Linked DNA regions of Homo sapiens: region 2 is linked to region 1. Evidence: chromatin contacts called from ENCODE POLR2A ChIA-PET data. All regions are on one chromosome and are shown on one strand. The core of a region is the stretch at or near the end of the contact, and the rest is flanking DNA. Distances in the headings are between cores, read along the strand shown. Region 1 holds the start of SPNS3 (SPNS lysolipid transporter 3, sphingosine-1-phosphate (putative)). Region 2 holds the start of MPDU1 (mannose-P-dolichol utilization defect 1).

Region 1 (7,473 bases), core at 1,655-4,154:
CAACTCAGGCCTCCTCAGCTTTGGCCTGATCCACTACAGCAGCCTCTGAACTGACTCCCTGGCTCATTTTGCCTCCATCAGGGCCTCAAATCCAATTATATGGCTCCCCATTGCCCAAGGCAGAAAGTCCAAGCTCCCAGTCTGGCACCCAAGAAGCTCTGTTCTCACCCCATACACCCCTTTGGGGTTTTTTGTTTCATGTGTTTTGTTTTGCTTTGTTTTGGCTTTTTGTCTTTAGGGGTTTAGATAAGATCTTGCTCTGTCACTCAGGCTAGAGGGCTCACCGCAGCCTCAAGCAATCCTCCCGCTTCAGCCTCAAGCAATCCTCCTGCTTCAGCCTCAAGCAATCCTCCTGCTTCAGCCTCCCGAGAGGCTGAAGACATCACTGTCCCTGGCTAATTTTTTAAATTTTTTGTAGAGACAAGGTTTTTCTATGTTACCCAGGCTGGTCTCGAACTCCTGACCTCATGTGAGGAGAAGCTCCTGACCTCTGAGCTCCTCAAAGACGATGACCAGGTCTGGGGATGGCTCTGCAGCCCCTAGAGTTTCATGATTCCATAGCCACTCTCTGGCATGCTGAGCTGGTAACTGACAGATCGATGCCCAGGTCTCAGAGATGCCTGGCAGCTGCAGGCACCCTCCTGAGCTCCCAGCCCGGCCTGTGCCTCCCCCTTGTCTGGCCGCACCTCTCCGCCTCGCAGGACTGCCATCAACCAGCCTCTATCTCTGCCCCATGAGATGGTCATTCCTGAGTTCAGGAACTCCAAGTCCGATTTCCTCCCTGGGTCCACAGCAGCCAGCAGGGGGTCCTGCCCACAGTTAGTGCTCAGCCGGTCTTGAATGAATGAATGACAAGAAGAGAAGAGCAAGTGGAGCCTCAATCAGCTGTTGTTATTGTTGTTGTCTTTGTTTGAGACGGAGTCTCGCTCTGTCGCCCAGGCTGGAGTGCAGTGGCACGATCTCAGCTCACCGCAACCTCCGCCTCCCGGGTTCAAGCGACTGTCCTGCCTCAGCCTCCCGAGTAGCTGGGATTACAGGCGTGAGCCACCACGCCTGGCCCCTGATCAGTCTTGAATGAATGAATGAGTGAGTGAGTTAGTGAATGAGTGACAGAAGACAGAGCAGGTTGAGCCCTGAAGCCTGCAAGAAGGAAGGCAGGACGTGTGAGGTTTGCGAGCAGCCTGTTGTCCTAGAAACACAGCCAGCAGGAGCTATTCTTGTCTGGCCCAGGCTACCCTGTCCTCCACCTAGAACCTGGGGGCCTCTGCCTGGAAGTCCTGCCTGCTGTCCTCACCCACCCACCCCTCATTATGTCTCTGGCCCCACCCCCACTGTGCCCTCCCTTAATTTTTAAAAAATATTTATTTATTTATTTATTTTTTATTTTTTATTTTTTTTTTTTTGAGACAGAGCCTTGCTCTGTCGCCCAGACTGGAGTGCAATGGTGGGATCTTGGCTCAATGGTGGGATCTCGGCTCACTGCAACATCCACCTCCCAGGTTCAAGCAATTCTCTGCCTCAGCCTCCCCAGTAGCTGAGATTACAGGTGCCCGCTACCATGCTCGGCTAATTTTTGTAGTTTTAGTAGAGACGGGGTTTCACCATGTTGCCCAGGCTGGTCACAAAGTCCTCACTTCAAGTGATCCGCCCACCTTGGCCTCCCACAGTGCTGGGATTACAGGCCTGAGCCACCGCACCCAGCCCTAAAATATTTTTAATTTTTTAAATAGAGACAGAGTTTCGGCTGGGCGCAGGGGCTCATGCCTATAATCCCAACACTTTGGGAGGCCGAGGCAGGCGGATCACCTGAGGTCTGGAGTTCGAGACAGCCTGGCATACACGGCAAAACCCCGTCTCTACTAAAAATACAAAAACTAGCCTGGCATGGTGGTATGCGCCTGTAGTCCCAGCTACTCGGGAGGCTGAGATAGGAATCGCTTGAACCTGGGAGGCAGAAGTTGCAGTGAGCCGAGATCGCGCCACTGCACTCCAGCCTGGGCAACAGATTGAGACTCTGTCTCAAGAAAAAAAAAAAAGGCCGGGCACGGTGGCTCATGCCTGTAATCCCAGCACTTTGGGAGGCCGAGGCGGGTGGATCACCTGAGGTCAGGAGTTCGAGACCAGCCTGACTAGCATGGTAAAACCCCGTCCCTACTCCTCCTCTACTCAAAATACAAAAATTAGCCGGATGTGGTGGTGCACGCCTGTAATCCCAGCTACTCGGGAGGCTGAGGCAGGAGAATCACTTGAACCTGGGAGACAGAGGTTGCAGTGAGCTGAGATTGCGCCACTACACTCCAGCCTGGGCGACAGAGCGAGACTCTGTCTCAAAAAAAAAAATAAATAAATAGAGACAGAGTCTCACTATGTTGTCCAGGTTGGTCTCAAACTCCTGGGCTCAAGCAATCTTCCTGCCTCAGCCTCCCAAAGTGCTGGAATTACAAGCGGGAGCCACCATGCCCAGCCTGTGTCCCTTCTTAGTTGAGGCTGGATTGGGAACATCAGTTGGTCCTCCCCGATTCGAGCACAGCTGAAAACCACCTCTAGAGGTGAGAACACCAGAGATGGGCCCAGGAGCAGAAAGATGGGTGATGGCTGGAAGGCCACCATGGATCTGCAGCCCCTGGCTGGTGGGCACAGCAGCAGGTACTGCCCAGGGTAGCCATCCCCTCCTCACCTGCAATGATGAACCAGTTCATGTAATTCAGGAGGTTGATGTAGCAGAGGACGGCGGCAGCCACGTAGGCCCTCCACGGGGGCAGGCTCCAGGAGGTGGGCGTGATGGGAGGGGGACACTGCCTGCCTGGCCCTGGGGACTGGCCCTGCAGACCTCCTGGCCCAGGCTCAGGGCACTCCGCTGACATCCCCCCAGCCATGCCAGCCTGCAGCTCTTGGCCTGAGACTGGCGCCAGGATGAAGCAACATTAGCTCAGCACGAAGTCACTTCCTGTGGGGTCCCAGGCTCCAAACCTCAAAGCACCTGCCCTAACTGTTGGGCGTCTTATCGCAGGTTCCTCCTGACCCCACGGCAGCTTCACCAGTGCGATTTCCCCATCGTCAGCCTCTGAGACCTGCTACGGAGGACAAGGGCTCCTGGCACCCCCACCCTGGGGACTGGACAACTCTGTGGTCCCCTTGATCTAGCCTGCAGCTTCAGTGGCTGCAGTGAGGAAGGGAAGCTTCCAGGGCAGGAAATGAGATGAGCCTCCCAGAGTGCTGCTTGCTGTGAGATGGTCTAGCTGCCCGTACGGGACTGTGAACCAATGCCTTGAAGCCGGGGCAAATGAGGAAGGCTGGGCATTGGCCAGGACAGCAGCATTGCACTCGACTGCCAGGCAGGATGAGCACCTACCCAGGATCTAAGGTCCTTCCCGGAAAAACAAAGGTAGCAGAGGGGGCTGCCTACAAGAAGACAGCCTGTGTGCAAAACTCATCAGTGGGGGCTAAATCTGGGGGGAAGACTTCAGTGAGGGGGGAGGGTGTCAGCACGGTCACGAAGCATCTCTTGATAGATTGCTTATTAGTAACAAAAGGAAAAAGAGTAACTATACAGTAGAGGAATCAGACATCTTGACCAAGGGGTTAAAATAAATCACCTGTGAGAGGCAGGAGGGTGTCGTGTGCCTCCAGATGTGAAGGTCTTCGCAGGTCACAGCATCATCTATGTGGCATTCCAGCCAGGAAGGCACAACCGGAATCTCATCATGAGAAGACATCAGCCAGACGCGGTGGCTCGCACCTGTAATCCTAACACTGGGAGGCCAAGACAGGAGGATCATCCAAGCCCAGAAGTTTGTGACCAGCCTGGGCAACATGGTGAAACCCCATTGCTACAAAAATACCAAAAAAATAAAAAATTTTAAAAAAAAATAGCCGGGTGTAGTGGTGTGCGTCCACAGTCCCAGCTACTTGGGAGGCTGAGGTAGGAAGGATCGCCTTAGCCTGGGAAGTCGAGGCTGCAGTGAGCCATGTTCGTGCCACTGCACTCCAGGCTGGGTGACAAAGCAAGACCCCAACTCAAAAAAAAAAATTTTTTTTTTAATTTTTAAAATGAAAAAACATCAGACAAGCCCAAATTGAGAAACACTATTTCTTTAAAGGGACTGTATATTGAAAAATGTCAGAGTCATGAAAGACTAAGAAAGACTGAGGGAGCTAGGCGTGGTGGCTCACGCTTGTTATCCCAGCACTTTGGGAGGCCGAGGCAGGTGGATCACCTGAGGTCGGGAGTTCAAGATCAGCCTGACCAATGTGGAGAAACCCCGTCTCTACTAAAAATACAAAACTAACTAGGCATGGTGGCAGGTGCCTGTAATCTCAGCTACTCGGGAGGCTGAGGCAGGAGAATTGCTTGAACCCGGGAGGCACAGGTTGTGGTGAGCCAAGATCACGCCATTACACTCCAGCCTGGGCAACAAGAGCAAAACTCTGTCTCGAAAAAAAAAAAATATTCTGAGGGACTGTTTTGGATTAAAAGCAACAAAGAGACAAGATAGGCCAGGCGCGGTGGCTCATGCCTGTAATCCCAGCACTTTGGGAGGCCCAGGCGGGCGGATCACGAGGTCAGGAGTTCGAGACCAGTCTGGCCAACATAGTGAAACCCTGTCTCTACTAAAAATACACAAAAAAGTAGCTGGGTGTGGTGGTGTGCACCTGTAGTCCCAGCTACTCAGGAGGCTGAGGCAGGAGAATCATGTGAACCCGGGAGGCAGAGGTTGCAGTGAGCCAAGATCGTGCCACTGCACTCTAGCCTGGGTGACAGAACAAGACTCCGTCTCAAAAAAAAAAAAAAAAAAAAGAGAGACAAGACAATAAGACAATTAAGAGCAGTACAGGATCCCAACCTCGCTCCTGTACTGGATCAACTGATAAAACTGGATCAGGAAGAAATAGCATATCAGCATCTGTGAACTATGGTTATGTAAGTAAATAAGTAAATATCCTTATCTGAAGTATCTAGAGGTACAGGGCCATGATTTATGCCACTCATTCTCAAACGGTTCAGGAAAAAATATTAGATATGTATAGTAAGAAAACAAATGGGGCAAATATTAATAATAGATGAATCTGGGTAAAGATTATAAGAGTTTCTTTACGCTATATGATAAACTTTCTATAAGTTATAAATTATATCTAAACAAAAAGTTAAAGCATAAAATGACAAACCAATTTAAAAATGGGTGAAGAGCCGGGCATAGTGGCATGGACCTGTAGTCCCAGCTACTCTGGAGGCTGAGGTGGAAGGATCACTTAAGCCTGGGAGGTTGAGGCCACAGTGAGCTATAATCATGCCACTGTACTCCAGCTTGGGCAACAGAGTGAGATCCCATCTCTAAAGAAAAAAAACATCAGGGGGACAAAAATGGGCCAAGGAGTTGAACAGACATTTCTCTGAAGATATACAGGTGACCGACAAGCACATAAAAAGATGTTCAGGCTGGGCACAGTAGCTCACGCCTGCAATCCCAGCACTTTAGGAGGCTCAGGTGGGTGGATCACAAGGTTGGGAGTTCGAGACCAGCCTGGCCAACATAGTGAAACTCCATATCTACTAAAAATACAAAAATTAGCTGGGCGTGGTGGCATGTGTCTGTAATCCCAGCTATTTAGGAGGCTGAGGCAGGAGAACTGCTTGAACCCGGGTGGCAGAGGTTGCGGTGAGCTGAGATCACACCACTGCACTCTAGCCTGGGTGACAGAGCGAGACTTCATCTCGGGGGAAAAAAAAAAAAAGAAAGAAAAATGTTCAACATCACAAGTCATTAGGAAAATGGCAGATTGAAGCCACCATAAGATATCAGTTCGTACCCACTAAGACGGCTATAATTTTAAAAAGAGAGAGAGAGGAAATAACAAATGTTGGTGGAGAGATTGAAAGCCTCATGCATTGCTGGGAATGTGGAGTAAGGCAGCCGCAGTGGAACAAAGTTTGGCAGTTCCTCCAAAGGTTAAACATAAAATTACCATATGGCCCTGCAATTCCAATCCTAGGTATATATCCAAAAGAACTGAAAACAGGCCAGGTACAGTGGCTCACACCTGTAATCCCAGCACTTTGGGAGGCCGAGGCAGGTGGATCACGATGTCAGGAGTTCAAGACCAGCCTGGCGAAGACAGTGAAACCCTGTCTCTACTAAAACTACAAAAAAATTATCCAGGCACGGTGGCAGGCGCCTGTAATCCCAGCTACTCGGGAGGCTGAGGCAGGAGAATCACTTGAACCCAGGTGGCAGAGATTGCAGTGAGCCTACATTGCACCACTGCACTCCAGCCCGGGTGACAGAGTAAGACTCTGTCTCAAAAAAAAAAAAAAAAAAAAAAAGAATTGAAAACAAAGACTATTTTGAGCCTCTAATCTCAGCACTTTGGGAGGCCAAGGCAGACGGATCGCTTGAGGTCAAGAGTTCAAGGCTGGGCGCGGTGGCTCACACCTGTAATCCCAGCACTTTGGGAGGCTGAGGCAGGTAGATCACAAGGTCAGGAGATCGAGACCATCCTGGCTAACACGGTGAAACCCTACCTCTATTAAAAATACAAAAAGTTAGCTGCGCATGGTGGCGGGCGCCTGTAGTCCCAGCTGCTCAGGAGGCTGAGGCATGAGAATGGCATGAACCCAGGAGGCGGAGCTTACAGTGAGCCAAGATCACGCCACTGCACTCCAGCCTGGGCGACAGGGTGAGATTCCATCTCAAAAAAAAAAAAAAAAGAGTTTGAAATCAACCTGACCAACATGGTGAAACCCCGTCTTTACTAAAAAATCCAAAAAATTTAGCTGGGCATAGTGGCACACACCTGTAGTCCCAGCTACTCGGGAGGCTGAGGCATGACAATTGTTTGAACCCTGGAGGGAGAGGTTGCAATGAGCCAAGATGGGACCACTGTACTCTAGCTGGGGCAACAGAGCAACTTTGTCACTCTGTCTCAAAAAAAGAAAAAAAAAAAAGAAAAGAAAAGAAAACAAAGACTCAAACAAATACTTGTACATAAATGTTCATGGCAGCACTGTTCATAACAGCCAAAAGGTGGAAACAGCTTAAACGCCCATCTGATAAATGGGTCAAGAAAATGTGGCATAATCATACAATGGAATAGTATCCAGTCATAAAGAGGAAGGAAGTACTGATTCATGCTACAACACGGATAGACCTTAAAAACATTATGCTGGCTGGTCACAGTGGCTCACGCCTGTAATCCCAGCACTTTGGGAGCCCGAGGCAGACAGATCACCTGAGGTCAAGAGTTTGAGACCAGGCTGATCAACAAGGTGAGACTCCATCTCTACTAAAAATACAAAAATAATCCGGGTGTGGTGGCACCGCACTTGTAATCCCAGCTACTCAGAAGGCTGAGGCAGGACAATGGCTTGAACCTAGGAGGTGGAGGTTGCAGTGAGCCGAGATTGTGCCACTGCACTCCAGCCTGGGCGACAGAGTGAGACTCCGTCTCGGAAAAAAAAAAAAAGAAAACATTATG
Region 2 (7,432 bases), core at 694-3,193, 3.1 Mb before region 1:
GAAGTGAGCCAGCCACAATGCCCAGCCCCAGGCCTTTGCTGAGGAGAATCTTGAGGCAGGGGACTGAGGAGAGAAAAAAGGGTAAGCAGACAGGAGATGTCTGAAACCCAGGCCAGGGCTTGAAGCTCCTGTGGGCTCTCCCCGAGCCCCCTTACCCACACCAGGGTCTTGCATTGTCTTGGGGGGAGGAGAGGCGGAGGGCAGTGAGAAAGTCCTGGTCCTTCCTGCTCCAAACCACCACACTTTTTTTTTTTTTTGGAGACAGAGTCTTGCTCTGTCACCCAGGCTGGAGTGCAGTGGCCCAATCTCAGCCCACTGCAGCCTCTGCCTCTTGGGTTCAAGCAATTCTCTTGTCTCAGCCTCCCAAGTAGCTAGAATTACAGGCACACACCACCATGCCCGGTTAATTTTTGTGTTTTTAGTAGAGACAGGGTTTCACCATGTTGGCCAGGCTGGTCTCGAACTCCTGACCTCAGATGATCCACCTGCCTCAGCCTCCTTAAAGTGCTGGGATTATAAGCTCGAGCTACCGCACCGGGCCCCAGACTGTTACTTTCCAAAACAGCTTTTCTCCGATGCCTACCACCCCCCACATCCAATCTTCCATTCCCTATAAATTAACACCCAAACTTGGCTTGACCTCCACGGCTCTCCATTGCTTCCCCATATAAAGCTGAGAAATGCCCAAGAGCTCTCTGATCCTTTATTTCCCTTCTCTGGGCCAATGGGTGCCCCATTTCACATGTCTTCTCTCTCCAAAGACAAGTCTTCATACCATTTTTTTTTTCTTATTTTAATTTTGAGACGGAGTTTCACTCTTGTTGCCCAGGCTGGAGTGCAATGGCACGATCTTGGCTCACTGTAACCTCTGTCTCCCGGGTTTAAGCGATTCTCCTGCCTCAGCCTCCCGAGTAGCTGGGATTACAGGCGCCTGCCACAACGCCCGGCTAATTTTTTGTATTTTTAGTAGAGGCGGGGTTTCGCCCTATTGGCCAGGCTGGTCTCGAACGCCTGACCTCAGGTGATCCACCCGCTTCGGCCTCCCAAAGTGCTGGGATTACAGGCGTGAGCCACCGTGCCCGCCCCATACCACTCTTTCTTGAACACTCTGACTGTCCCTGGCCCCTACTCAGGGACTAAACCTTACCCTTTCAAGGCTTGCTTTTATGCCCTGGCCATCCACAACTTCTCTAGCCTTGAAGCCTTCCCCTCAAGGAACTTGGTCTAGTGGGAGTCTGACTCTCACGGGTCATGAATGCGGCTAAAACAAAGTGCCCCACGAGCTCAAGAGAGGTACCATGAACTGACAGGGGCAGACTGACGCTCCCCAAACGGTCTGACGGTGACCCTTGTGGAGCTGTCTCGCAATCAGAAAAAGGAAGGGAGGCAAATTATTCCGAAATCAGACTATGAGCAAACCTGGAGGCTGGAAAGAAAGCAATCAGGGTGGCGGAGCCTTTGGGGGTGCAATGAAGGCCCGATTCATCAGGGGCTTTGAATTAAGTTTAACCCTGCTAGCGATCTAATAAAGGTTGGCATGATTTGACTTAATTTTTATTTTGTTTTATAAAAGTTGACTCTTCGTTTTTCATTGTCGCTACAGCACAAACTCCACAAAGAAGTAATTCCACCCGGTGACTTCCCCACTGGCACTAATATGGTGTCCTCCCTCTAAGGAGCCCGAGACACTTCCGCCCTTCTCAGAAGTGACTTCCGTCCAGCTCGGCATGGCGGCAGTCACTGCCGTCACTTAGTCGCCGATCAAGGCTTGGACTAAGGGCCCACGGTCACTCGAGTAGGACTTGGATCGGATGCTGAATAAAACTCACCGTGAAGCAAGTCCCACTGAACGAAAAGTTGGTCGTAGCATTTCTCAGGTAAAAGAATCGGCACGAGCAGCCGTTTAAGCGGTCCGTCCGCCTCGGCCGCCATATTGCAAAGCTAGCTTCCGCCAGTCTCTCCAGACCGCCATTGACTTTCGTTGCGCGTGCGCGCTGCGGACACTCCGCCTCCCGTTCTTTTCCCGCGGCGAAGCTGGCCCGCCCCGTGCCCCGCTCTTTCTGACGCTACCCACCCTCACTCTAGTGGCGTAAAATAAGTCTCAGTCAGGGACCACGTTTTGGACGCGCTGTTGGAATTGTAAAGCTTGCCGAAGCTGCACGCCTGCGCGGTTAGACCTCCCACGCCTTTGTTGACGCTTCCAGTTTGGAAGCCAGATTTACACCCCTGCCTTTCTCCGCTCCTCCTGCTGGGCGCCATCTTGTCTTCTCCTAGCACACTTTGTATTGTTCGAAGTTGAGAGAGAAGGAGCCGGAGTCTCCGAGGTGGCGTTGGGTGGGGGCGCTACTAGCTCCCGTTCTCTCAGCGTCTCTAGAGGGAAGGGCGCCGGTGGGAGCAGGAGAGTCTGCACCGGGCAGGCCTCCTTAGGTGCCGGGTTGCGCGCAGGGCCCTGTGCTTGTCTCGCCTCCGGTTGGCTCAGGCCTCGGAGCATGAGTGCGCCGGCAACTGCTGGGCCCGGGACAGTGAAGCAGAGGAGGAGGTGGGGGAGGCGAGCCCAGGTCGGGGAAGGGCAGCACCTGAATCACCCTTGGGGCCCAGACCCCCAAGAGTCTCCGGGGAGCCGAGGCCTGGCGAGGCAGTCCCGGGATTCGCCCCCTCCCCGCTGGCCCGAGGGCGCACCACGTGCTGGGCAGAGACTTCGGCGAGGCCGAGTGGACCCTGCAGCGCTGCTTGGGAAAGGGCACCTTGGACTACCTGGTGGGGGCGTTGTGCTTCGTTACCGACCGCCGGGACGCCAACCCACGGTGCCCACCCGTGCGTCATTCCGCTGTGGATCAGCCCTTTGGCGGCCCCCCTCCAAAGTCTACAAGGTCACACGGATGTCTGCAGGCAGAGGTGGGGCTGCTGGGGCCCTGCCAGGTGAGGGCTGCCCTTGTGGGGCAGTCTCTGGGCCTTGGAGGCCGGAAGCCTCCTGGGGCTCCTACGGCTGGGGGGTGCTGCTCATCCTGGCTCCCAGGGATTGCGCCGTAGCCAGCTGTAATGGGTGGGACTGGCGCTCACTGCTGGTGCAGGCTGTGGCCATCTGGGAGGTCCTTTCTGGAATCTGGACCTTGGCTGTCCTGAGAGTGACACTCCTCATCTCAAGTACTGGGGGCATGAAGTTAGGCTTGGCAGGTGGCCCCGTGTGGGGGGCATGCTGTTCCCAGGAGCCCCCAGTGGAGGTCAGAGTACCCACTGCTCCTTCTTGATTCAACCCCTTGTAGGTGGGATAGGAGCATGCCAGGTGCTGCGAGGGTTTAATCGGGCTCTTCTGCTGGCCTTGAATATGGTGGACAGGACAGGACATTCTCATTGCTCAGGAGCCACTGGCGCTGCCTTTGGGAATGAAGTTCCACAGCCCCCCACTCATTGCTTTGGCTGTCTGCTGCATTTGAAACTGTACGAGGGTCAGGAAGAAGGCTGCGGGGATGAATGGCTCTACCGGCTTGCCACGGATGGGGAACTGGAGCAGCCAGTGGCCCCAAGAGGAGGAAGGAAGGGAGGCACGGCAGACCCAACACCAGCTGTGCCAGGCTTTGGGGGGTGAACCCATGAGGCATCGTCACACACTGACATTTTCATCCCTCCTCAGCAGCTGCTTCCGGCTCCCTGAGACCCAGCCATGGAAGGCATAGAAAGGCATGTGACAAGAAACTCATGGCTTTTAATCCTGGCAGGACAAGGAAAACCCCGTCAAAGATTTGCATAAATTTTGCTGCTCTCCTGCTGGGGGGGGGGGGGGGGCAGTTCGTCACATTTAATAAAATTCTCTCCCTCCCTTCTCCCGACTGCATTATCTCATATTTATTTATTTGAGACAGTCTGGCTCTGTCGCCCAGGCTGGAGTGCAGTGGCGCGATCTTGGCTTAGTGGCGCGATGACGGCTCACTGCAACCTCCACCTCCTGGGTTCAAGCAGTTCTGCCTCAGCCTCCCAAGTAGCTGGGATTACAGGCCAGCTGGGATTACGCCGCCACACCTGGCTAATTGTATTTTTAGTAGAGACAGGGTTTCACCATGTTGGCCAGGCTGGTCTCAAACTCCTGACCTCCAGTGATCCACCTGCCTCAGCCTCCCAAAGTGCTGGGATTACAGGCATGAGCCGTCATGCCCGGCTTTCTTTTTGTTCTTCAAGAAAGGGAAGGAAAATAACATTGTCTTTGAGCCAGTTGCGTGTCGAGGAAATAAGGGTACCCCCCCACCACACCCCAACCCCCTCAGTGCCCTGGGGTTTGAAGCAAATGCTCAGAGGGCCTGGTAGGCGGATGGGCGTCTCCGGATGATGCAGAAAGCAATAAGCACCAGGGCGAGGAGGCCAAGAAGGATCAGGCCGATGATGAGAGGCAGCAAGATGGACCGGTCACTGGGGCAGGAGAAACCTGGCGGAAGGATAGGGCAGGTAGGTATTTGCAGTGACGTGCTGGTTGGGATAAAGGTGGGAGGAGGGAATGGGGGGATGCTGGGGAGTAGGAGATTGGTGAGGAGCTCACCGCAGTGACTCAGCAGTGATAAAAGGGGGAAACTGGCAGAGTCTTGTAGAGGATGGAAAGAAAGCTGCCCTGTAGCCATGACAAGCTGGGAGAGCGAGATTTGGGGGGTTAAGAAGAGAGATGAGTGGCTTATGGGCCTGGGGAAGGGGTTTTCAGTGCAGTGGGAGGATTCTAGGAGGGAAGGAGTAGGTAGGTCTTACTTTGCCCAAAGACCCCTGTGTGGGGCAGCTGAGCAGCCTGGAGCCTCAGGGAGAGCAGGTCGAGGTGGACAGCTGGTGAAAGAATGATGCTCGAGTTGCTGCAACTGAAGCTCTGCCCCAGGGGTGCTTGGAGATCTCGAAGGGATGCATTCTGAGCCGAGAATGTCCACTCTGGAGGAGTGAGGAAGGGTCAGATCCTATCCACCTCCCTGGCCCCAGCTTAGTCCTTTCAGGAACCCTGGCGTCTAGTGGTAGCAATGAGAAAGGGAAGGAGGTTACTTACGTGCTGCGTGGGGGAAGGACACATTGTACTCCACCGCCATGTAGCTCAGGTAGACAACCTTCTGCTGGAGGTCCTGTGGGGCGAAGAGGAAGGCGCAGGTGGTATCCCTCTCCACAGAGGAAGGAGTAGCGTGTGGGATTGGGAGGGGAGGGGCGCCGGGAGGCTGAGTGAGGGGTGAGACTGAGGTCATGGCTATACCTGCATGAATCCAAAGCTGAGGTGTCCATAGGGGAATGAGAGAAGCAGGTGGGGATGGGCACCCTCACAGCTTCCCTGGACCTTGGTTTTGTTGGGGTTCAGTACAGAGATGCCCCAGGCCTGCGGAAGTTAAAGACTGGAAGGTCACAAGACTGCATGCGATGCCGGCCAAGGTTCCCTGTCCCCTCTTCCTTCTTCCCTCTGAGCCTATATCCAGTCCTGCCTCCCTCCCCTCTCATCCCCCAGTTTTAGCTTTACCTCTCCTCCACCCTGGGTTGTGTACATGACTCGAATCTGAATCTGGGCTTGGAGGTGGACACAGGGCTGGGAACCATTGGTCCACGTGTAGTCTCCAATGGTCTCCTTGGAGGTTGGGCTAGGACTCGGAGAGGGTGGAGGTGGTTCTGGGTGGGCAGAACTGGTGAATCCTGGGCTGGTGGCAGTGCTGTTGCTTGTTGGATGAACCGTGGCATTTCCATGACTAGTGGTGGCAGGACTGTGAGTGGCAGTTGAGGGTCCCTGGCTGGTGGCAGTGCTATTGCTTGTTGGATGAACTGTGACGTTTCCATGGCTGGTGGTGGTGGGGTTGTGAGTGGCAGTCGTGGGTCCGTGGCTGGTGGTGCCTGTGGTGGTTGTCCTGTGAGTGGTGGTTTTGTGGCTCTTGGTAGTCCTGTGGCTGGTTGTTCCAGTGCTCTCTGTAACCGTGGGTGTCACCGTGAAGGATGGCAGCAAAGTAGCTGATTTTTTGTGAGGACAGTCATTCCCTGTCCCCTGGGCTTTTGGCAGAGAGGAGATGGTTAGCAACCCAGGGCAGGCTCCCTCCCAGGGGCCCCCTCCCCTCAGCCTCCTTCCTCCTTACCTGCCAGTAGCCCCAGCAGGGCCCCCGAGAAAAGCACAGCCAGCCTCATGGCTGAACCGCCTCACCCAAAGTCCAGCTAGGCTGTCTGCACCAGTTGCTCAACCCTGCTCCCTCAGCCCTCTCTTGGAAAGGAGGAAATGAAAGTCTCACTTCCTGTACTGGAGATGATCCCACCCACAGCCTGACTCAGGGGCCTCAGCTCTAGCCACCTCTCTCTTAGTCATTAGTTTTTGTAATTAAGTTAGGGGACTGTTGGCCCTGCTTCATCAGGGCAAAGTCAACAGTGTCACATGGGTGCAAACGGAGTCCTAGGGCAGTTGATCCACAGGGATCCATGTGTCAAACTCAGCGAAACTTGCTTGGCAGTTGTGGCAAGTAGCTATGGGAACAGCTGAGGTACAGGCCCCTCCCTTGGTGGGGAAATCGGTTTCCACTCCTTTCCCCTGGACCTCTGGGCTGACCCCTGTACTACTTCCTCTTGGCTGAGGCATGTGAGGGGCTTGTGACCATCCACACCCAGCCCTTTACAGAGGGGCAGCACTCCAGTCAGCATTGTCATTCACAGAGCCGAGAACATGGCTTTCCAGCGTCTGAGAACTCAGATGGTGACAAGAAAGCAACAGCCCAAAGGTAACCATCTGCTGGGGAAGGGGGGAGCAGAGATGCACCCAGTAGCAGGTGGGAGAGGGAAGGGGAGGTAAGAAATGAGAAGCCCAAACAGGCAGTTTCCAAGTCATTTTATTCAGAATTTTGTGTTTGTTTCCTGAATCAATAAATACTATACAAAACAATGTAAAAATGGCTACCATTTTCTCTCCCCTGCTTCCCCCCACCTGGGGACAACCCCCTGGGCAACCTCACTTAGGGGTTTTAGGGGTTCTCCCTCCAGATTTGGTCCAGCAAATGAGGCTGAGTGACATAGTCCCTTGAATCACTTTCAAAGGAGCTCAGCTGAGGTGAGGAGAGCCTCTGGGATCTGGAGGTTACTAGGTTAGGGAAATGGATTAGTGTTTTTTTTTTTTTTTTGGGAGAAGAGCCGGCGCCTGGGGCAAGAGCCTACCCCAAAGAAAAGGGTGTCTAAAATGTTCACGGTTCCTTCTTTTGCCTCAAAAAGTGACATTTATTCAAAGAAAAAAAATGACAAGATGTCCATCCCTTGGCTCCCTTCCCTCCCCCCTCCTGCTGCTCCTCAGCCCCCAGAGATTGAGCCCTGGCTGGGGCTGGGTGGCAGGACAGCCCCTCAGATGAGGTCAGCAACATTGAGGGGCATTTCCTCAATGGAGGTGTTGTAGAAGGTCTCAATGTCTCGAAGAGTCCTCTTGTCTTCTTCTGTCACCATGTTAATAGCCACACCTTTACGGCCA

What was found. ChIA-PET counts read pairs that join two places held with the same protein, here RNA polymerase II (POLR2A).
Region 2: POLR2A ChIA-PET joins it to region 1 with 12 read pairs in WTC11. The contact joins the promoter of MPDU1 here to the promoter of SPNS3 in region 1. POLR2A ChIA-PET finds 5 or more read pairs at or near these places in 2 of 52 experiments (WTC11 and activated T-cell).

The regions. Positions count from the first base shown.
Region 1 is chr17:4,429,371-4,436,843 of GRCh38, reverse strand. It overlaps SPNS3 (SPNS lysolipid transporter 3, sphingosine-1-phosphate (putative)), which reads right to left and starts at 2,904. Exons shown (of 12, transcript NM_182538.5): 1 at 2,678-2,904. The coding sequence starts at 2,876. RefSeq lists an enhancer at 2,188-2,842.
Region 2 is chr17:7,578,363-7,585,794 of GRCh38, reverse strand. MPDU1 (mannose-P-dolichol utilization defect 1) reads right to left here and starts at 1,943. Exons shown (of 7, transcript NM_004870.4): 1 at 1,830-1,943; 2 at 1-63. The coding sequence starts at 1,932. MPDU1-AS1 (MPDU1 antisense RNA 1) reads left to right here and starts at 1,703. Exons shown (of 2, transcript NR_136402.2): 1 at 1,703-1,877; 2 at 3,632-3,821. It overlaps EIF4A1 (eukaryotic translation initiation factor 4A1), which reads right to left. Exons shown (of 11, transcript NM_001416.4): 11 at 6,789-7,432. The coding sequence ends at 7,309. It overlaps CD68 (CD68 molecule), which reads right to left and starts at 6,157. Exons shown (of 6, transcript NM_001251.3): 1 at 6,069-6,157; 2 at 5,468-5,985; 3 at 5,210-5,329; 4 at 5,012-5,084; 5 at 4,729-4,899; 6 at 3,684-4,417. The coding sequence starts at 6,117. The coding sequence ends at 4,284. It also overlaps SENP3-EIF4A1. RefSeq lists enhancers at 498-1,370, 1,605-2,134, 1,371-2,245, 2,245-2,294, 2,246-3,119 and 2 more and a silencer at 6,968-7,156.